Regions from separate parts of the Homo sapiens genome. Here region 2 is linked to region 1. Evidence: read pairs that join two places in POLR2A ChIA-PET (ENCODE). Cell type or tissue: PC-3. All regions are shown on one strand. Links, peaks and the distances in the headings refer to the core of each region. The heading gives the core; the rest is flanking DNA.

The links. ChIA-PET counts read pairs that join two places held together with the same protein. Peaks named below come from ENCODE experiments on the same cell type or tissue, not always from the same donor. Only the 100,000 strongest peaks of a DNase experiment are listed, where the experiment ranks them.
Region 2: POLR2A ChIA-PET joins it to region 1 with 5 read pairs; 5 of 35 experiments call an interaction of 5 or more read pairs at or near these places.

The regions. Positions count from the first base shown.
Region 1 is chr10:76,253,200-76,260,697 of GRCh38, forward strand. All of the region lies in intron 5 of LRMDA (leucine rich melanocyte differentiation associated), which reads left to right. Among named protein-coding and RNA genes, the nearest start is that of KCNMA1-AS1, 630 kb to the right of the region's middle. In PC-3, for the core only: no CTCF peak of the experiment used is centred there; a DNase peak (open chromatin) is centred at 4,842; H3K27me3 peaks cover 1,142 bases.
Region 2 is chr10:76,109,674-76,117,171 of GRCh38, forward strand. All of the region lies in intron 5 of LRMDA (leucine rich melanocyte differentiation associated), which reads left to right. Among named protein-coding and RNA genes, the nearest start is that of MIR606, 560 kb to the left of the region's middle. RefSeq lists an enhancer at 2,756-3,309. In PC-3, for the core only: no CTCF peak of the experiment used is centred there; DNase peaks (open chromatin) are centred at 4,428, 5,028, 5,978 and 6,108; H3K4me3 peaks cover 525 bases; H3K27ac peaks cover 1,634 bases; H3K27me3 peaks cover 2,686 bases.

The DNA of each region.
Region 1 (7,498 bases), core at 1,728-6,727:
AGCCTATTGTTAGAACAGATTTCTGGGTTTTATTCAACAGTCTGGAGGCAAGGATAGAGTCCTGTGGGTAGGTTTAAGGACATTGATTCATGGATCAACATTTTTTTGATGTAGTTAATTGATCTGCTATGAATTGCATCTCATTTATTTTATTTGTTGCAAAGCAATATCATGGGGGATTTTTGTTAGATGTCTTATTGAAATCAATTTATAATGTTTATGGTCTCACTGATCTACCAGCTGAATAACTGTTTCTAAAAGACAGAGCTAGAAGGCAGGGAGGGAGAGAGAGAGAGAGAAAGGGAGTGGAGAAGAGAGGGGGAGAGAGAGAGAGAGAGAGAGATTGATTTGGCCTAGCTCATTCTAGGTAAAAAGATGTACTAGCTCTTAAAAGTTGCTACTATCTTTTCAACGTGCTCATATATCATATATTTAACATAATTTTTTACAATTTTAGTGTCATTATTTTTAGAATCTTCTGTTCCTCCTTTAAAAAATCAACAAAAATATTTGCCCAAATTTGCTTTTTATCTGTATTTTTTCAAATATTAGTAACATTGTTTCCATGAGCAGATCTATAAGAATTTTTTTGTTGTTGCTATTGTAAAATAAGATACTATTTGTATAGGTCTAGACACCAGGCATCTCCTATGTCTCATAAGCTCTCTAGGGCCTCATTCTTCCATTTCTTTTTTCTTTTTTACTTTTCACTCATCAGTCTAGCCCAAGGATATAATTTCATGATGGAGAAAATAATGACAAAACAAGAGCTTAGTTTTAATCATTCTGCCTTTCCTCTGTCATTTGGGATTTCTTTTTTTAACAACCATTTTCCAACAGTAGACTTATTTTCTTCCTTTGAGCATGGTTTTCATAAGTGACTTCTTAAAATCTGAATTCACTAGAATATGCCCCATACAGTTATACTAGTTTGGTTTCTTTCACTGCTTCCCTATCCTCAAGCTTCCCCAACCTTCCTTCCTTGTTGTCAATATTCATAATTATATACTCAGAATTTCACTTTTAGTAGCATCCTTCCTTCTTGAATTTCATGTCCTATTAGGATCAATATCTGTGGAAATTACTATACTATACTATACTATACCATACCATACCATACCATACCATACCATACCATACCATCCTATCCTATCCTATCCTATGCTATGCTATGCTATGCTATGCTATGCTATGCTATGCTATGCTATGCTATGCTATACTATACTATACTGAAATGCTATAGTCTCTTAAAAATAAAGCAAATCCAATCAAGAGTATTCATATATTTGTGTTCCAAAATATGCAAAGTTATCTCCAATTAGGCACGGTCACTTTCTCCTAGGGGTCTCATATCTTCCATACCACCAATCTTTTTATTTTTTAAGTTTGATCATGTTGGCATTTGTTCTGCTATATAATGTATATTATGTTGCTACTTTTTGAATATGTTCACTAAATGCACTTCTGCCTGATTTTCCTGGTTTCCAAAAAGGATTTTCCCTCTTCACCTCTTCTCCTCTCCTCTCTCTCTATTGGAAATACCTTTCTTTTCAGCAAGGTGTTCTCTTCCACTGTCACATTCTGGGCATGATTACCCACCACCGTGAGTTTAGTTCAAGTTCATTTTATTTTAGAAGTTACGACCGGTTTTATAGGAACAATGTGCCTTTATCATGTCAACTCCATGTTGAAAAACCTTTAGGGCCTCCTCCTCGCATTTGGGTTACAGCCACAAACCCTTAGCCTGGCTTCTGAGGTCCACTTAACCTTGAACTCAATGTACTTTTTTGGCCTAACCTTCCAGACTTTCCCTATTTTCACTCAGCCTTTCAAATCAACTGATCTGCTCATAGCCAGCAACATGATTTGTTCTTTTATTCGTTCACCTCTTTGGGCTTTCCCCCCAGACCTTTTCTAGTTTTCTTAATTAGAAAGTGAGTCACCAAAAAGGTCATTAAAATCAAGTCTTTCATTGCCTTTTGTTTTTTTCTCTATGAAGAATAAAATAATTTTATGGTGCAAAATGAACTTTTGAAGGCTAAGAAAGAACATAAAGTTTGGGCCAACCAAAATTAAAAGTGACTCACAATTAATACTACCAAAGAAGGCAATCTTCCGCTGTCCTTAAGTCAGCAAGGATTTATGAGAGTGCTTGATGATTGTGTGTTGCATTTCCTCTGTTGGAAATGATACCTAGAATTTTAGAAGCATAGATTCTGAAGGATGACTTCATAATAAGGATTTTAGGAGCCCACTGTTACCCATCTCAACCTTGGATGCCTGAAATACACTGACATTCCTACACATGGCTACATATCATTCTTATTATTCAGTCCACAGCCATTGCCAGGATAGATAAAAAGCAACTGTCATTTCACATCAGACCAAGCTAGGAAAGTATATCTTTCCTCAACCAAGAAGATGGAGTATGAACCAGACCACATGGCCCAGTGGATGGGAATTGATAGTGCATACAGTAGCTTTAAAGCAGCATGGAGCAAAATAGATTTAAATCATTCCGAAAGAAATAAATCCTAACAATGGATACATTGTGCTGAATGAAATGAAGCTCACAAAAGAATTGATTAGGAAGTATACCAAATGGAATAAAATGTAGCAGAAAGGCACATATTAGAGAGAATAAAATATGTTTCAGTCTGAAGGGGATTTAATTTACTAAGATACAACTGACCAGCTATAAAGCAGATGAATAACATATGTAGTCAAGTCAAATGGACATTCAATGGAAATAGGTTTATATAGATCAATGGCATCATGTGACCAGTTTCATTCTTCTAATTCTATGGCTCATTGTGTAATATCTTTAGCTCTCTCAAGAAAATCTGAGGCTTTTCCTGAATCCTGAAAGAGGGAACTCACCTTAAAGGAGTGTATGATTAATTGGAAATAGGTTATTGTTTGTTGGCTTGTCTTGGTCCAGAGAACCATAATAATTTTCTGGAATTAGAAGGATTTTACAGTAAATTGCAATAGAGTATCACAGTGAAGACTATTTAAGCACTTTTTCCTCCAATGTTAAGTTAGTTCTACTGGTCACTGTGCTGAAATACTTAGAGCCATCAATGGTCTTCATTTCTCTTTCTAGGAAACTTGGAAATTTTAGGTCAATATTGAAATTATCTTGCTGGGAATTTTCTCCCACATGCAAACATATTCATTAAACACTCTGTTGTGCTTCAGTCGGAGTCCTTTGGAGAATGTAATTCTCAACATGAATGAAGCTTATTTCCAGCGTTATTCACAGTGGCATATCAAGGGCAGGGGGGAAGACAGTGGTCTGCTCCAGGTACAGACAATGAGGGGATGCATTGTTTGTAGAAAGTTTTAAAACAATAATAAAACCAACTAAAATTTTGTGTATATTCTGTTATCACCATGAACTGGCAATTCAGGCAATTAAAGTGATAAAAATACTCATCTCTGGAAAAAAGCTGTCAATCTAAGTTCTAAGTAATTGCCAGGAGTTCTGTTGTATTTTAAAATAATGACTATTATTGTTAATATTTATTACATTTTAACACACTTAAAAGTTTATCTTTTAAGACACATCGTATTCTATATGGAGTTACTCTGGGGAACTCCTAGCTCTCCAGGAAGCCTTAGCATACATGAACTTAGCTGTAAATTCACAGTGGTTTGGAATATTAGAGATCACATCACAGTCAGTGTCTCTAAAACCTTGGTAGCATATATTTCTGCATTTGAACAATATATTTGAACTAGGCAGTCGTAGAAAAATGATTGAGAGATAAAGAAACAGGTCTTGAGTTAGTTCTGTCATTCAATGAGACTACTTGGAGCATTTACTTGTTTTTAATATTTAAAACAATAAAATAAAATACAAACCATGAAGTGTACTATTTTGTCTTTGGTAAGTGCAAATTTAAGTTTATGCATGAAGATCTCTAATATATTTGAATAATAGCTTTACATTAAAAATTTAATTTTCTTTTTAATTGTTAATTATTTCAAAACAAAAGCAAATTAAAAAAATAATAATTACTAATTACGTGCTTATAACTGAAAAGAATTTTGTTTTATGGAGGAAGGGGTATTAATAATTATCTGCTCTGGGTATCAAATATGCTAGCTATGGCACTGGGTATTTTCTTTTTCTTTTTTTTTTTTTTGAGACAAAGTCTCACTCTTGTTGCCCAGGCTGGAGTGCAATGGCATGATCTCAGCTCACTGCAACCTCTGGCTCCCAGGTTTAAGCAATTCTCCTGCCTCAGCCTCCTGAGTAGCTGGGATTACAGGCACCCACCACCACACCTGGCTAATTTTTGTATTTTTAGTAGAGACGGAGTTTCACCATGTTGGCCAGGCTGGTCTCGAACTCCTGACCTCAGGTGATCCACCTACCTCAGCCTCCCAAAGTGCTGGGATTACAGGTGTGAGCCACGGCACCTGGCCAGCACTGGGTATTTTTATTTTTATTTTGGTTACAGATGATAAAACAATTCAAATTGCTGAAAAAATATGTAATTTAATACTTTATCAATTTCCTTTTATCTTGCAACAAACCACCTCGAAATTTAATGGCTTAAAATAAGAGTTATATATAAGGTCACAGTCCTGTGGGTTGGCTGGGTGCTTCTTATCTGGACTGACTTGGTTGGGGCTGGATGGTCACAAATGGCCTCACATGTCTGGGGCTCAGTTGAGATGGCTGGAATAGCTTTCCATGTGATCTCTCTTCTTCCAGAAAGCTAGCCTGGGCATGTTACCTGGTGGGAGAAAGGTTCCCTTAACAGGAGAAGGAAAACTCCATGCTCAAGTACCTTTTAGGCATTTCCTTGTATAACATTTGTTAATGACTCATTGGACAAAACTTGTTACATGGCCAAGTCCACATACGAGGGGTGGAGAACCAGACTCTACCTCTTGATGGTAAAGCAGTAAGGTTACATTGCCCAGGGAAGTATGTATAGAGGTAAAAGAAATTTTTGCAGCCTTTTTTGTGAATAATCTACCACCTACCCATAAGGGTTGTGTTATCTCCAGGTATTCAAGTAACATTGGCAGTAATTTCCATCTTCATACTTCGTCTCAGTTCTACTTTTTTATGTAGTTCATGTAGCCTTTTTAAATTAAATGTATTTTTTTTACTTGGCATATAATACTTGTACATATTTATGGGATACCTAGTGATGTTTCAATACATATAATGTATTGCATGATCTGATCAGTGTAATTAGCATATCCCTCATCGCAAACATTTTTCATTTCTTTATGTTGGGAACATTCAATATCCTTCTTCTAGCTACTGGGAATGATATAATATATTATTGTTAACTGTAATCATCCTACAATGTTTTTTTAACATGAGAAATTATTCCTCTTATCTGGCTGTAATTTTTCATCCTTTAACAAATCTCCCTAACCCTCTCTTTGCTTTACCCTTCCCAGCCTCTTGTATCATCTCTTCCACTTTTCATTTCTATGAGATCATCTTTTTTTAGCTTCCACAATATGAGTGAGAACATGTGGTGTTTAGTTAGTTCTGTTCCTGACTTATTTCGCTTAACATAATATCCTCCAGTTTTATCCATGTTGCCGTGAATGACAGGATTTAATTTATTTTTATGGCTGAGTGATATTCCATTGTGTGTATATATATCACATTTTCTTTATCTACTATTCCGTTGTTGGATACCTAGGCTGAGTCCATATCTTGGCTATTGTGAATAGTGCTGCAATAAATATGGGAGTGCAGATGTCTTTTTGATATGATGATTTCCTTTCCTTTATATACATTCTTAGTAGAAGGATTTCTGGATCATATGGCAGTTTTATTTGTAGTTTTTAAGGAACCTCGATACTGTTCTCCATAGTGGCTGTACAAATTTACATTCCCACCAACAGTGTAAAGAGTTCCTTTTTTTCTCTATCCTCACCAACATTTGTTATTTTTTATCTTTTTGATAATGGCCATTCTAAATGGGGTGAGATGCTATCTCATTGGTGTTTTGATTTACGTTTCCTTGATGATTAGTGATGTTGGGTATTTGAAAATATATTTCTTGGCCATTCGTATGTCTTCTTTTGAGCAATGTCTGTTTAGATCATTTGCCTATTTTCATTCTTAATTTTTTCCTTCACTCATTGGTTGTTCAGGAGTATGTTGTTTAATTTCCATATATTCATACAGTTTCCAGCATTCCTTTTGTTATTGACTTCTAGTTTTATTCTATTGTCATCTGAGAAGATGCTTGATATAATTTTGACTTATCAAAATTTGTTGAGACTTGTTTTGTGGTGTAACATATGGTCTATCCTGGAGAATGTTGCATCTGCTGATAATAATGTGTATTCTGTAGCTGTTGGCTGAAATGTTACCTACATGTCTGTTAAGTCCATTTGGTCTCTGGTGCAGTTTAATTCCAGCATTTCTTTGTTGATTTTCTTTCTAGATGATCTGTCCAATGCTGAGAGTAAGGTGTTGAAGTCCCCAACTACTATTGTATTGGGGTCTATCTCTCCCTTTAGATCTAATAATATTTGTTACATATATATATATGTATATATCAGTGTTCTGGTGTTGGGTGCATATATATTTACAGTTCTTATATTCTCTTGCTTAATTGATCCCTTTGTTATCATATAATATCCTTCTTTATCTCTTTTTAGAACTTTTTACCTGAAGTCTGTTTTGTCTGATATAAGTGTAGCTACTTATGCTTGCTTTTGGTTTCTCTTTGTGTGGGATATCTTTTTCCATCCCTTCAGTTCAAGTCTACATATGTCTTTACATGTGAGGTGAGTTTCTTGTCAACAGCATATAATTGGATCTTTTTTTTTTAAACCCATTCATCCTGTCTATGTTTTTTAATTGGAGAATTTAATCCATTTACATACAAGGTTATTACTGATAGGTGAGGACTTACTCTTGTCATTTTATTCGTTGTTTCCTGGTTGTTTGGTATATTTTGTTCTTTACTTCCTCTCTTATTATTTAATTTTGGACTTAGATGTTCCCTGTAGTGATAGGTTTCTCTTCTTCTTTTGTGTATTGCCTTGCTTCTTTTCTCTTTCTTCCTTGTGTATTGTCCCTACCAGTGAGTTTTATAGCCATTTTTTGCATGTTTTCATGATGATGATGAAGATTTTCCAGATGTAAGGCTTCCTTGAGCATTTCTTGTAAGGCCAATCTAGTGGTGATGAATCCACTTAGTTTTAGCTTGTCTGAAAAAGATTTTATTTCTTCTTAATTTCTAAAGGATAGCTTTGCTAGGTATAATATTCTTGGCTGACATTTTTTTTTCTTTTAGTACTTTGAATATGTCATCCCATTCTCTCTTGGCCTATAAGGTTTCTGCGGAGAAACCCATTATTAATGTAATGAGAGTTCCCTTATATGTGACTTGATGCTTTTCTCTTGCTGTTTTTAGGATTCAATCTTTGACTTTGACTTTTGACAATTTGAGTATAATGTGCCTCCAAGAGAACCTGTTTGGGGTGACTCTATTTGGAGTTC
Region 2 (7,498 bases), core at 1,685-6,684, 140 kb before region 1:
TCAGCGCAGAATTTGGCTCCACTATTCTACCATTAGCTTAATTCCCTCCATGTTGCTAAATCCAATGGACCTCTCAGTGCATATCTTATTTGGCTTTTTGCTAGTACTATAAACCTTTGTTCACCTCTTCTTTTTCGAAGCACAGTCTTTCCTTGGCTTTAGTGACCTATGTGGCTTTTGACCACCTCCCTGGCCACTCTTACATCACCATCTCTGTACAGGCTCATCTACATTTACCCAGCTGATCAATGTTGAAACACCTTGGGACTCAGCCCAAGGACCTCTCTTCGTCTCGGGCTGTACTTTCTTTCTTGGAGGCCTCATTCACATCCAGGTTTTCATGGGACAGCCACAGTTTGAAAGTACTCAGGGATGTGTCCTCTGACCACCAGAGAAATATTTGCCTCTGCCTTCTTGACATGTCTCAGACGCCTCAAAGGTCCCTCTTGTTCTTCCTGTGCATGGCCAGTCCTCCTTCAAGGACCTCTGAGATCTCAGCAAATGGCACTGTCACCCCTACAGGTATGCAAGTCAGAAGCTTGAGTTGGCCGATCTGTTCCACATTCTACCTGCCACACTGCCTCAGCATTTCTCAAAGCCATCCACTCTTGTTCTTTACTTCTGTCACCCAAATTCAAACCATATCATGTTCATGGCTTTCATTTTTAAAATTCTGGACTATTATAGTCCCCAAACTAGTCTTACTTCCATCAGCTTTTGACCCCTTGCAGTCTACTCTGCTTCCTTGAACAGATCTTTGCAAAATACAGACAAATCAGGTCATCCTCCTGCTTCAAACCTTGCACTGGCTTAGTCTTGCTTTTAGGGTGACAGGGTTTGGCTGTGGCCCCACCCAAATCTCAACTTGAATTGTATCTCTCAGAATTCCCACATGTTATGGGAGGGACCCACGGGGAGGTAATTGAATGATGGGGCCCCGTCTTTCCCATGCTCTTCTCGTGATAGTGAATAAGCCTCATGAGATCTGATGGTTTTATCAGGGGTTTCCACTTTTGCTTCCTCCTCATTTTCTCTTGCCGCTGCCATGTAAGAAGTGCCCTTTGCCTCCCACCATGATTCTGAGGCCTCCCCAGCCATGTGGAACTGTAAGTCGAATTAAATCTCTTTTTCTTCCCAGTCTCAGGTATGTCTTTATCAGCAGCATCAAAATGGACTAATACATAGGGTAAAGAGTGTATTCACTACCATAGCCTGCACCACCATGCTTCACCTCATCCCACTGCCTACAGCCCAGCTCCATCTTATACCATCAGCATCCCTGTCCCTACCCCCTACTCATCTACTTTTTAGTCCCTCTGAAGTGTCATTCTCCATCCACAACGGGCCTTTGTTCATTTTGTTTTTTTTTCTCTGCATGCCACATCTGAAATCCCTTCTCTCAGTAACCTAAATCAACTTTGTCCTTCTCATCCTCCAGTTCTTAGCTTGTTATCACTTCCCCTGGGCAGCCTTCCTCCAAGACCAGACCAGATCCTGCTATTTTATGGATCCTCAAAGCAGCCTGTACCTCTCCTTCCTAGCCCTTGTCACCTTTGTGATTTAACATGTCTTTATGTGTTATTTTGCTTCTCTGCTTCCTTAAATAAGCTCCTCAGGACAGGGACCGTATCTTTTTTGCTCATCATTGATATCCTTAGCACCCAGCATAATGCTTGGACGAAGTCCGTACTCAATACCCATCTACTGAATGGAAAAGACTTTGGCAGAAGAAAATGAAGTCAACCACTTGCTCCTCAGACCTGGGTCGAGCAAGCCACCACACCTAAATGTTCAAGTTAGAATCAAGAAAGTTCATTTGAAAGTCATGATTCAGGTTTCCAGCATAAATTATATGCAGTTGTGCAAACATGTCAAAGTTTAGTAAATTGAATTTGTTTAATGTAAACAACTTTTGACCAAAATAATAACACAGCTTTAGAAAAAGACATTAGGCACCCACTTTTGAAGAGTTTGTATAATTTAACACACAAGAAAACTTTACTGTAATTATATGCAGACGTATACAAAGGATAAATGTTATTTACTTGCTCCACCCTCCATAAAATAAACCTCCAACCATGCTTCAGCTTGCTGCATTAATCCTAATTTAGAAATCACCCCCGCCGAAATGGGGGTGGGGGGGGGCGCATGGTGGGCTCTCATCTTTTCTTCGCGTCAAAATTAGCCGTTTAAATTAGAACCACGTTGGGAGCGTAGGTGACGCCAACGTTGCGGCACCAGTCCGGGGAGCACTTAAAAGTAGCCACCTGAAGTTAATTAAAACCTTACCTGTCAAACCCAGTATGGCTACATTTGAAAATCTTTAATGTAATTAAGAGAAGCACATTATGGGAGGTCAAGTGACTTTCTTTTTGAATTCCACTTCTAATCTGTCGTCAAATGGATGGAAATTGCCGGCCGAGGGAGTTAATGAAAGCTGCATGAGCGAGCAAGGGAGCAGGAGGAGGGGCTGGCAGCCTGGAGGAGCTGGCGGGAGGGCGGACGGGGACCCCTGTCTCCTTCTAGCGGCGAGGAATGAGCCTGGGGGAGCCCCACCGGGCAACTTCCCTTCTGCCAGGAGGCTCTGGGTGGGGGGTTCATTCAGCCCCTCTCCCTGAGCACACTGGGGGCATGCAGGAGCAGGGTATGGGGCGTCTGCGCAGCTCCCTGCTTATCGCTAAGTGAGATCTGTGGCCAGGACGGCGGGGCCTGGACAGAGTGGAGCCGGCGCCGGCCCTCGTCACCCTTCACTCAGAGCCGCCTGATTAGCATCAGGGTTCCGCTCGCCTCTTGCACGGATCCCCCAAAGAGCCGGTGGGGAGGGGGGCGCTTCCACGCGGAGCCTCAGCTGTGCAGCGCCTGACCCCAAGCCCGTCAGGGGGAAGGTCTCCCAGGTCCGCAGCCTTCAGCACCCTGGATCTGGGGAAGCCCCAAGAGGCCCTGGTACTGCCCTGGATTTTCTTCTGGGCATGTGGGCTTCTGGGCCACTAAACCCATCTCCTACTGCACTAGGTAGGTCCGGCTCCCGGAGCCCCCAGTGCAATCTTAATGCCAGAACGCTGCCTTTTGGAGATTAAATCACTTAATGCTTTGCTGTGTGTTCTAGCCTGAGGGTGCTGTTGACAGAAGGCAGAGTTTTTCTCTCTGGTTGCTGCTTCTCTCTCTCTTTTTTCTTTTTGCATTGCGTTTGTCTGTATCAGCAGAGGTATCTGTGTTTGAAAAAGGATTAACTCCCTCAGAATGTTGCCACTTAAGTTTTGCCCCTGCCTTGGAAACTGACATGAGAATAAACAACATATTAAGTCTTCACAGAACACTGGTACCAAGAAGTTTCCAAACCAGAGGACTTAACCTCCTTAATCCAGGCCTTTTCCCTTTGACTTCCTCCTGTTAGTCCGAGCATGGGCAGAAGGCATCAGTGGGGAGAGGAGTGTAAATCTTCTAGTTTGGAAATCTCTTCCATACTCCATGGAAAACATTGGGTGTCTCCTGTGGGGCCAGTGTGGTGAGTTACTTGGAACAGAATGGGCAATCTAGTAGGCGTTGAAATATTCAGAAGCATCTCATAGTGTCTTAGAAGATCCAAGACCTAGCCCGATGGGTCTTCTCTGTTATTAGAATTGTGTGGAAGGGTGGCAGACGCAGTTGAGGGGATGGGATGCTGAGAGACAAGGCATTTATTAAAACGACCTCTAGAGACTTTTTTTTTTCCACTGGGCTTGAATTTCTTGGGCTTGGAGAGTTGTCACTACCCCATATGAAAAATGGAAGAGATGAGTGAGAGGAAAGAAGATGAGGGGGGAAAAAACCAACCTGAGAGTGGTTTAAAATCAGAACAGAGTGTTGGTGAGAGTCAGTTTCCAAGGGTCGCCTCTTCATGCTGTATTGCTTTTTCTTGACCAATGAAAAGCCCCCTTTTTCAGATTTCCCCCCATTTCTCATCCATAGCAGAAAGGGCAGTGCTTCTAGAAATTGAGATGTGTCTCCAGGTAAAAGCCACACAAGGCAGTGGGAAGGGATGTGGCTGTCCCCAGCCTCCATTTGATGCCGCGTTTCTCTCCCAGCCACAAGTTCACAGGTAAAAGTGAAAAGTTGCTCTGGACGTCCCTTCCAAAGAGAGCTGTCTGCTCGCCATGGCAACCTTTTCCTGGGGTCTCTGGCTGTCAAGAACGGGGTGCAAAGTTCACAGAGCTCAGCATTGTGCCCTCCTCTCTTCTTGTCCCTTTTTTCCTGAAGGGATCGAGGTTGGTTTGCAGCACAGTTTAAAGCGAAGATGCCAAATGAAAAGTTCCTCGTTTTAAGTTGGTGCTTATACAAAGCTGCTTTGTGGTTTTTTTCGGCCTGTCAGACTTGTCAGGCCTAGTAAGAAAAAGTATATTGTTTCCAGCACTTGGATTCCTTTCTCCCTGACATCTGCCACTCTGTAAAGATGATAAATTCCTGCCTCATTAGCCAAGGGTGTGGGATTACAGGCTGACAACACATTAATCACCAGCCTCTGTGGCAGGCTGACTAGCAATAGGCATTGTTAACAAAACTTTTCTAATATGTCACTCTTCTCTATGACAGCCTGTAATCAATCATTGTGATTGACGGCGCTGATAGATTACACTATTTATACTTTGTGTAATGAAAGATAGTGTTTCCACCTACTGTCATTTCTGGGCTAGTGGTAGAGGATCAGTAAATGGAAACAAACATAACAACAGGGCAAGCCCTCATTCACCCCAAAATATCCATAGAACTACCCCACCTTCCCAAGTCCTAGGCTTGGCTTCCACTTTTGGAAGTGAAAAAGGGCCCATCCTGGAACTCTGGCAATCATTCTGGGATGAGGGGTAGTGGTGGGGGCACCTGGAAGGACAGAGGTAATTTGGATTTTCACAGAGAGAGCTCTTTGCAAAGGATACGATCCCAGGTATTGATAGGTCGAGTTTACATAGGTAGGAGAGTCCCCAAGCAGCCCCTTTCCTTCCCCTCATCAGCTTACGTGTGTGCAGCTGAGCGTTGAGTGCCTCCTCCCCTGCCAGATGAGAGATGATTTAGATGTTGATAAAATATTTGTTCTTTCCTGGCTCTGAGGGCAAATATTATCTTTGTTTCCCATAATCGTAAGGCGCTGCAAAAGTCAACAGCACCCAGAGCAAGTACAAAACCAACACTCGGAGAGAAGCCCTTTCTGGAGGCCTTTGCCAGGGCTTGCTTGTCCCCCCTGAAGCTCAGAAAATTTCAAACAGGATACGAATGAATCAGCTGAGCTGAAATGTGTTCTGACTCTCACATCCTCGGTATTTTTGGAGGGTCCTTTCAGTCATTTTTATTTTGGTCTGGAAAGCATTCGTAAAGGATACAAGCTGTTTTTGCTTTGCTGGAAGTTATTATTTCAATAGAGTGACAAGGAGGCTCCTGGGCTAGCATCCTAAGAGGGGAGCATCTTTCCTCGTGTTGGGGCCATTTCCAGGCAATTTGGCCACAAGTGCCTGTTTTAATGAATCACTTTAAAAATGATTGTGGTATTTAATTTTCCTTACTATTGATTAAACACAAGAAAATACTCCTTTATTACTTCTTTAAGGTGGTTAGGGAGATTGCTCATAGGTATATAAATCTTCATTTGACTCTTCAGTACAAGCACAGATGTGCGATTCCCTGCCTTCCCATTCAATGCATTTTTGATCTTTGCGTCTCTGCATTATATGTGGATTGGCGAGGCCAAGAGAGGAGAGTAGTAAGGAAGCAGAGTCGTCGTCCTCCTCCTGAACGCTGTGGTGTTGATAGGCATCAGACACTTTAGGTCACCCTGCCAGTTGGCAAAGCAAAAGGAACCTGAGACCTACCCCTAGTGAAATTGCCTTAGAGGCGGATGAGATGGGAGGAGGTGCAGGGAGACAGGGAGCTAAACTTTAATCTCTCTGTGAAGTTTGAGTGAGCCCAGGATGATTAATGAGAGAGCAGACCATCTGATTAAGCCCCTCTGTGTCATAGAACATGATTAGTAGGTGACAGAGATGGTAACAGTATCCAGCCAAACCCTTGTTTCTTTCACAGCTCCGGCTGTTATATGATTAATGTCCCCAAGGGCTATCTTGGGGTCAGGCAGGGGAACCTGTCAGAACAGGTGGAAGTGACAAAATGGGCAGAAACTCCTAAGGGGGACTGGAGTGGTGAGGGAGAAAATGGAGGGGGCAGGGCAGCCAGATGGAGCCGGCGACCTTTCTCTGATCCAAGCAGGCACAGAGATCATCGTGGGAATGGAAACGAGGAAGAATCACAAAACTGCAGATGTTTCCCAGGTCCTCAATGCATCAAGTACTGCCAGCTCAGACTTGTGGGAAGCACAGTGTGACACGGCGCGTTATCACTCGTGGTTTATGTTCTGAGATGGAATGGGATGGGGCCACTGCAGGCCCTGTGGGTATGAATGTGGGATGCCCGCACCTGTGCCTGTGTAAGCATGAGTGTTTGTGCAGGTACACTAGGACAAGTGCTCCACTCTGCTGGGGGATTAAGTATGTATCAAACGGGTAGAGCTGATATTTCAATTTACTGCTTTCTGGGGCCAACACCTATACATTGTCTTGACTGTGCTACTTAGAAAAGATAATATGGGAAAATAACATGGATTTACAGAATTGAAAGTTTTAATTCTGTAAATTTACAGAATCAAAAGGTTTTTAGATTTAAAGTGAACTGTAGAAATCCCTAATTCAGATAATCCAGATTACAGGTGAGAAATCTGAGGTTCAGAGAAGGTAATGACTTGCCCAGTGGAAGTCAAGACTAGAACCCCAGGCTTCCTATTTCCGGTTTCATATACTAAACCCTTGATGAGTCTGTTGGTAGGAAGCCTCAGACCTTTTCATTAGATGTGAGTTTCCCAGCAAGACTTGAGTCTTTACTCTCCTTATCATATTCCCTCTTTCCCTTCCTAGAAGCACTTTGACCTCCCGGTCAAAGGTTTAAACCTCAGTTGAAATGGAGTCTCATTAAGTCCTTTTGGGCAAGCAGCCTTCCCAGATGTCAACTTTGAGAGGAGACTATGCTCTCAAGGCAGCCGTTTTGATTGACAGGAGTCCTGAGGGTAGCCATTTTTACATTAAAGGGAAACTGGTTTGTATTGAGTTTCATCTGGTGAGCCTGGCTTCTCTTCTTCCACCTTTGATGCCCTATGTGTCTGTTACATACATTCAAGAGTCATTCCCGGGCTCTAATGGGGTCTGGGAGAACTTTCATCTCAGCCATTTTCCAGGGCTCTCTTGGGTAACCAGTTTCCCTTTGTTATTCACGTCTATCCAATAACTCTTGCTCTTATGTTCACACAATAATAATAATAACTGGGTTAGAACCTGGGCTGGGCAGTGACCAGCCCCCTACATCTGCTTGATCTCTAATGCAGGAGTTTACAAATTGGAAATCTTTGCTAGCTAGGAAAAAGATCACCTTGCAGTAGGATTTTATCCATACCAACAGTGCTCGTGCTTCAGTGAGTTGCAACTGT